Regions from separate parts of the Homo sapiens genome. Here region 1 is linked to region 2. Evidence: read pairs that join two places in POLR2A ChIA-PET (ENCODE). Cell type or tissue: GM12878. All regions are shown on one strand. Links, peaks and the distances in the headings refer to the core of each region. The heading gives the core; the rest is flanking DNA. Region 1 has its middle 15 kb from the start of CAVIN3. Region 2 has its middle 1.9 kb from the start of C11orf42.

The links. ChIA-PET counts read pairs that join two places held together with the same protein. Peaks named below come from ENCODE experiments on the same cell type or tissue, not always from the same donor. Only the 100,000 strongest peaks of a DNase experiment are listed, where the experiment ranks them.
Region 1: POLR2A ChIA-PET joins it to region 2 with 7 read pairs; 3 of 35 experiments call an interaction of 5 or more read pairs at or near these places.

Annotation. Positions count from the first base shown.
Region 1 is chr11:6,303,581-6,306,507 of GRCh38, reverse strand. No RefSeq gene overlaps it. Among named protein-coding and RNA genes, the nearest start is that of CAVIN3, 15 kb to the left of the region's middle. RefSeq lists an enhancer at 2,249-2,927. In GM12878, for the core only: no CTCF peak of the experiment used is centred there; no DNase peak of the experiment used is centred there.
Region 2 is chr11:6,202,146-6,205,072 of GRCh38, reverse strand. No RefSeq gene overlaps it. Among named protein-coding and RNA genes, the nearest start is that of C11orf42, 1.9 kb to the left of the region's middle. In GM12878, for the core only: no CTCF peak of the experiment used is centred there; a DNase peak (open chromatin) is centred at 1,432; H3K27ac peaks cover 188 bases.

The DNA of each region.
Region 1 (2,927 bases), core at 115-2,614, 100 kb before region 2:
CAACATTTCTATCAAGGGAAGGGCTGAAATCTTGATCTTTTCTCTAAATCAGTGGGTTGGGGGATCTAAGAGAATACTTCAAGCAGACTCATTTTGACGTTTAAGCATTAATTACCCAGCCAGACTGTTAAATACATTGGACTTTATGATAGTGAGAGGTTTGTTCTTCTAATCCTTTTCAACTAGCTGCTAACTTGGCTCTCGACTTCCAAGGTTTATAAACAAGTGAGCCTCAAATATATGGACATGACCATCCACCCTTTATTTCTTCCTGAAATACAGACACAATAAAACCCACACATTTTGCCTAGCAGATTTCAGGTTATACTAATGAGAGGAAAGTAAATAGAAAAAAACAACATTCTAACTCACATTGAACAAAAATCAACTTAAAGCTTACTTGAAGATGGCAGAATACTAAAACTGTAAGGATAATAGAAATACCTAAAACAGGGGAAAAACTTCAAAAACAAGAAGTAACTACAGGCAAAAATTAAAAATAAATATAATAAATTAAAAAGCTTAATAGCATGTTTTAGTCTGTTGTGGTTACTATAAGAAAATACAATAAACTGAGTAGCTTATAAACAACGGAAATTTATTTCTCATACTTCTGGAGACTGGGAAGTCCAAAATCAAGATGCTGGCAGATCCAGCATCTGGTAAGGGTCTGCTCTCTAGTTCACAGATGGTGCTTTTTCTCTATGTCTTCACATGGTAGAAGGGCTGTGGACTCTCTCTTAGGCCTTTCTTATAAGGACATTAATCCCTTTAATTCTCATGATCTAATCTCTAATCACCTCCCAAAGGTGCCACCTTGTAATATCATCACCTTGTCTGTTAAGATTTCAACATATGAGTTTTTGGGGGACACAAACATTCAGATCATAGCACAACTTCAACAAAGAGCAAAGCTACAAAAGCCAAACCCTAGAGGGAATCTCCGCAGTGTGGTAAACACTCACTTAGCAGATTGACTTTTCAGCACTGATTAAAGGAGCAGCCACATATATTCAAATAGAATTATGCTGTACTTTACTGATCCTTGCTCGCTGATTCACAGCGAACTGACCCAGCACTATGCACTCCATCTAAACTAGGTCAATTACCCTCTTTTCTCTAGACCAGTTGTTCTCAACTGCAGGCATACCCTCCACCACCGACCCCAGGGGGGACATTTACCAATGTCTGGAGACACTTTTTAGTGTCACAACTGGCACCTAGTAGACAGACATCGGGGATGTTGTTAAACGTCTTACAATGCACATGATAGTACCTTACAACAAATAATTAGCCTATCCAAAATGTCAATATTGCCAAGATTGGTAAACCTCAACATTTGATTGATGCCTGATGTGACCATTAAACAGACTATTTCTTACATGGGTATCTATAGTTAAGAATTGGTGAAAGATATTCTGCTAGTATGTGATGAAGGGTGAGATGGGGGAGCTTTAAGTTTTACCACTTCTTTTTCTTTTTTTTTTTTTTTAGTTTTACTTATTTTTTAAGTTAGAAGATATTGCCTAGAATTCATAAAAACATTGCAATGATACAGGTTGTAATTCCGGATAAATTGTTTGGTAAAGAGAAAGTTGAGTTTATTATTTTTTTCTTAGTTAGTAATAAACTTATTCTATGCCTCTTTCTCTACAGTACTCAATATAAGAGACTGTGCTGAAGCATTAATGTAACAATATTTATTGTTAGTCAGGATGAATCCCTCACTCACTCTGGAGTCCTGTAATACAGAACAAGCTATTTCTGTTGTGAAGACTCTACAATTCATGCTTCTGCATATGATCCATAATGGAAAAAGATCCAAGTTAATTTAGGATGACCTTCTACCTTGCCAATGATAGCACATCAGACAAACTCCAGGAATGTGTAGAAATATTCTCACAAGGATGTGGTGAAATTTTGTTTTTTGTTTTATTTTCCAAAATACTAGTACTCATTATCAGAACACCTTTCTGTGTCTGTGGTATAATAGAACAGGGTTCTGGAATGTTCCCCCAAAAAGGCACCAGTGAACATATACCATCAGAGCCACCAGCAAAGCAAAATAAAAGGGAGTGAAAGCTTATAAGATTATTTGCAAAGAGTAATTTTTAGGGTAAGACACAAAAGGGTAGGAGTACGTATATATCTGTGTATTTTTCAGAGATATCTTAAAAATTAGTTTTTTAGAGGGTTTAATTTTGTATTTTTAAAAAAATTATAAAAATTTTGTCATTCGTAAGTTATTTACATATATATGCTGCTATCAAATGCACTTGTCACCTGTAGAGAACAACTGATGCCAACACGAAGTTAATAGCAATAGTAAGTGAAAATAGAAAACTGTCACATGGTAGTGTTATTAAGGGGTCTCACCATATCACCATGTCATTAATTTTAATATGGATTTTAATATTTAATATGATACAAATTAGCTTTAACTGTGATTTTCTGCTTTTGATTTAGGTGTGATTAAACAGAAAGGGGGAAGAAACATAGTGTGGATCCGGTGCAGACACACATCATCCCCACAGCGGGAAGTTAAAAAGGGGTTTAATGATGTAGAAAAGGGCATTCAGGTCAGTGCATGCTGACCAGGCTTGTCAGCAGTTTGTCTGAAAGGAACAAGGAGGATTTAAAGTCACAGAGACTCATGTCGGCTTAAGAGTCATGCCTCTCACGAACATCATTGTTATGCAAAGGGCACCTGTACAGCCAAGTCACTGTCCATAGTGCCTGGTTTGGTGATTTGTTCAGTGTAGGCAGGACAAAGCGGAGGGGGCAGAGAAGGCTTCTGCGACAGGGAAAAGTACTAAAATGCTTAGGAGAAGCTGGGTGGTACCTGGGGCCCCTTAAGAGTGATTTGAGGAGGTAGATATACCTCTGGAACAGATTAAGCACTGGCAAAGGCTTATAGATCATTAGGG
Region 2 (2,927 bases), core at 169-2,668:
AATACCATTGTGTTACAATTTCATATAGTATTCACTACAGTAACATGCTGTACAGATTTGTAGCCCAAGAGCAATAGGCTATACCATAGAGCCTAGCTGTGTAGTAGGCTATACCATCTAGGTTTGTGTAAGTACACTCTATGATGTTTGCGCAATGATAAAATTGCCTAAGGATGCATTTCTCAGAACATACCCTGTTGTTAAGCAATGCATGACTATATAGATCAGGGCTTATACTGAGAACCAAGCAGTGGTCCCAGCCTTGGCTGCACTTTGGAATTGCCTGGGAGCTTAAAAATTACTGTTGCCTGGATCAATTACTGGTGCCAGAGATTCTGATTTAATTGATCTGGGGTGTGCCTGGGCATCACAATTTCTAAAAGCTCTTCAGGCAATTTTAATGCATAACTTACGTTGAAAACCATTATTAATGGGTGGGTTACAATTGCAATGAAAACCAGGTGTGTGTAGGAGGTTGCTGTGCTGAGCAGTGTGACAATGTGGAGGGTAAGAATATAATTGGGATAATGTTGCCTTAGTAACGAGAGAATTTTCAGGAAGCCAGAATTACCCAGGTAAATTTGAGAAAAAATTTCTTCATGCTCCACTCCCTGTCCTAGTCTGATTTGTGCCTAGTAGCTAGATAAGAGCTGGAATATTAGCTATGTGTTATCTCCTTTGCGTCTTTGTCCAGAGATCTCAACTGTGTTTTGCTAAAGAAGAACCATTCTAGAGAGCCTTTCCTGTAGTTAACTTTTCTACTCCGTACCTTATCTGTTCAAGGAGTCCTTTCTCTGAGTCCCTCTGGAGAGTCTCCTTTGTGCCCAGGAATACCTCTTGTGTGTAGGAGGTATCCTCCCCTAGCCCAGCCCGGCATAGCTCTGTAGAGCAGTCCCACAAAGTTGGCTGTCATCGGAGCTGGCTGAGGTGGTATGAGTGGGGGCATAGGCAAAGGTCCTGCAGTGGTGGGAAAGAGTGTTAGTAAAATTTTCCTAAAGGAGATGTAACTGGCCTCGGGAGGGCAGGTCTCCTTAGATAAAGCTATGAATATGGGTGCTGGGTCTTTGAGCAAAGGTTTTACAGTGGGTGTGGTCCTATTTTCCAGAGAGGAATTAATATCAAACATTTCCAGGAGAGGAATTATGCCAAATATTAATATTGAGCTCTTTTGTGCTAGGAGCTGTGCAAAATACTTTGAATTCATTATATTAATCCATTTGGTATCCTCTTGAAGTAGTTACTACTATTATCTCATTTTACAAGCAAAGAAACAGGTTCAGAGAGGTTGAATAATTACTCCAAAGCATATAGAGTGAGTTTATAGAGGATCTAGGATTCAGGTAAAAGTCTGCTTGACTGAACCTTTAACCAACACGTTCCTTTGGCTCACTTTAGTGTGTGGTGGGAGGAGTGTCTGCCAGATGGAAAGTACCAAGTGGTTTAGTGAAAAGGAAATGGGCAGGATAAGAGAGGAGCCACGATGGGCCGAATCAGAAACCCCAAGTTTCTTATTAAGACAAGTGAAACCAAATTCCTTCCTTTAGCACATTTTGATTATGGTTGACAAAAAGAGGTCACCTGGTGTAGTATAGCTGCACCTCTGTTCTCTCCAGGAAAGAATTCTGAGTGAGGCAGGTGGAGATAGAGCAAGAGAGAGACATACACAAGGACAAGAGACATAGATATGGGATAAAACTGACAAATGGTGCAAGGAGACAGAGATGCAGTGGTACAGAGACAATGAGAGTGACTGATAGAGAATGGTGTACATCCAGATCCCGAGGGGATTCCAGAATGAGAAGGGGAGGGATGAGGTAGGTGCAGGGATGGTGGACTGTGGTGACTTTACCACTATGCAGTCTATGCATATAGCAGAATTGCACTTGTACCCTTCAAATTTATACAAAAAAAAAAAAAAGGACGAGGAGGATCTCTTTAGGACTTTTGGGAGAGGGGCTCACAGGGGAAATTGTGACTGAAAACTTCTGACTGATTACTTCTCAGTTAGAAGCCCATACATTCTTCTGCTGCCTGATTATCATGATTCCCTAGGATCCCTAAATTCCCTACTGATCTACCCCAACACTAAGTAAGTCGGTCTTTCCTTTTGACTCAGAGAGAGACTGAAACTAAAAGTTACTGAAGGAAAATGGATGACTACTTGGTCCTGGATGGAGATCATGAGCCTAAGGGCTGCGCTCTTTGGGCCATATCCTGCTTATAGGATTTGCCTCTGGTATGGCATGAGAGACAGACCATCTGCAGGGTATCTGAGGGTGGTCTGAATGGAGAGCATGGGGGGAATAAACAGATGGATCTTTTTATCCAGAGAACACGAGGTTCTCAGTATGAACCTGTAGGGCAGTATAGAATAGTATTGACAGCAAAGACTTTAGAGTGATAAAGAGCCCTAACAAGTCTCTTCATGTCTCTCAGACTTCAAGGATAATCACACAGACCCCTCACACCTTATTTGAAACTTTTAGGGACAGATATTTTGGAATTCAGTTTTTTTCAGATTATAGAAAAGGAATATGATATATATATATCATATATTAAGGAATACCCCAGTGGGATTCAGGACAGTGCCCTATAATCAAACATCAACATTTCTGAAGTTAGATGTATGAACATTTACACTAAATAAGATAAATAAAGATTATAAATAGGATCATGATGGTTGAGATGTCAGCTTTTGGGCCAAAGTTATAAAAAAATATTGTTTCTTCAGAGTTTTATTTTGGAATTATGGATGAGGGATTGTGGGCTTATAATTAATTCTCAGGTTGTCATGAGGAATGAGAGTGTGGTAAAGCTCTTGAAACACATCATATGGTAGGTATGTATGCAATCTCAATTTGGAACAAGATACAAATGTCCAAGGGAGTGGATTTTTAGCTTGAAGGAAGAAAGTTGCTACAATGGAC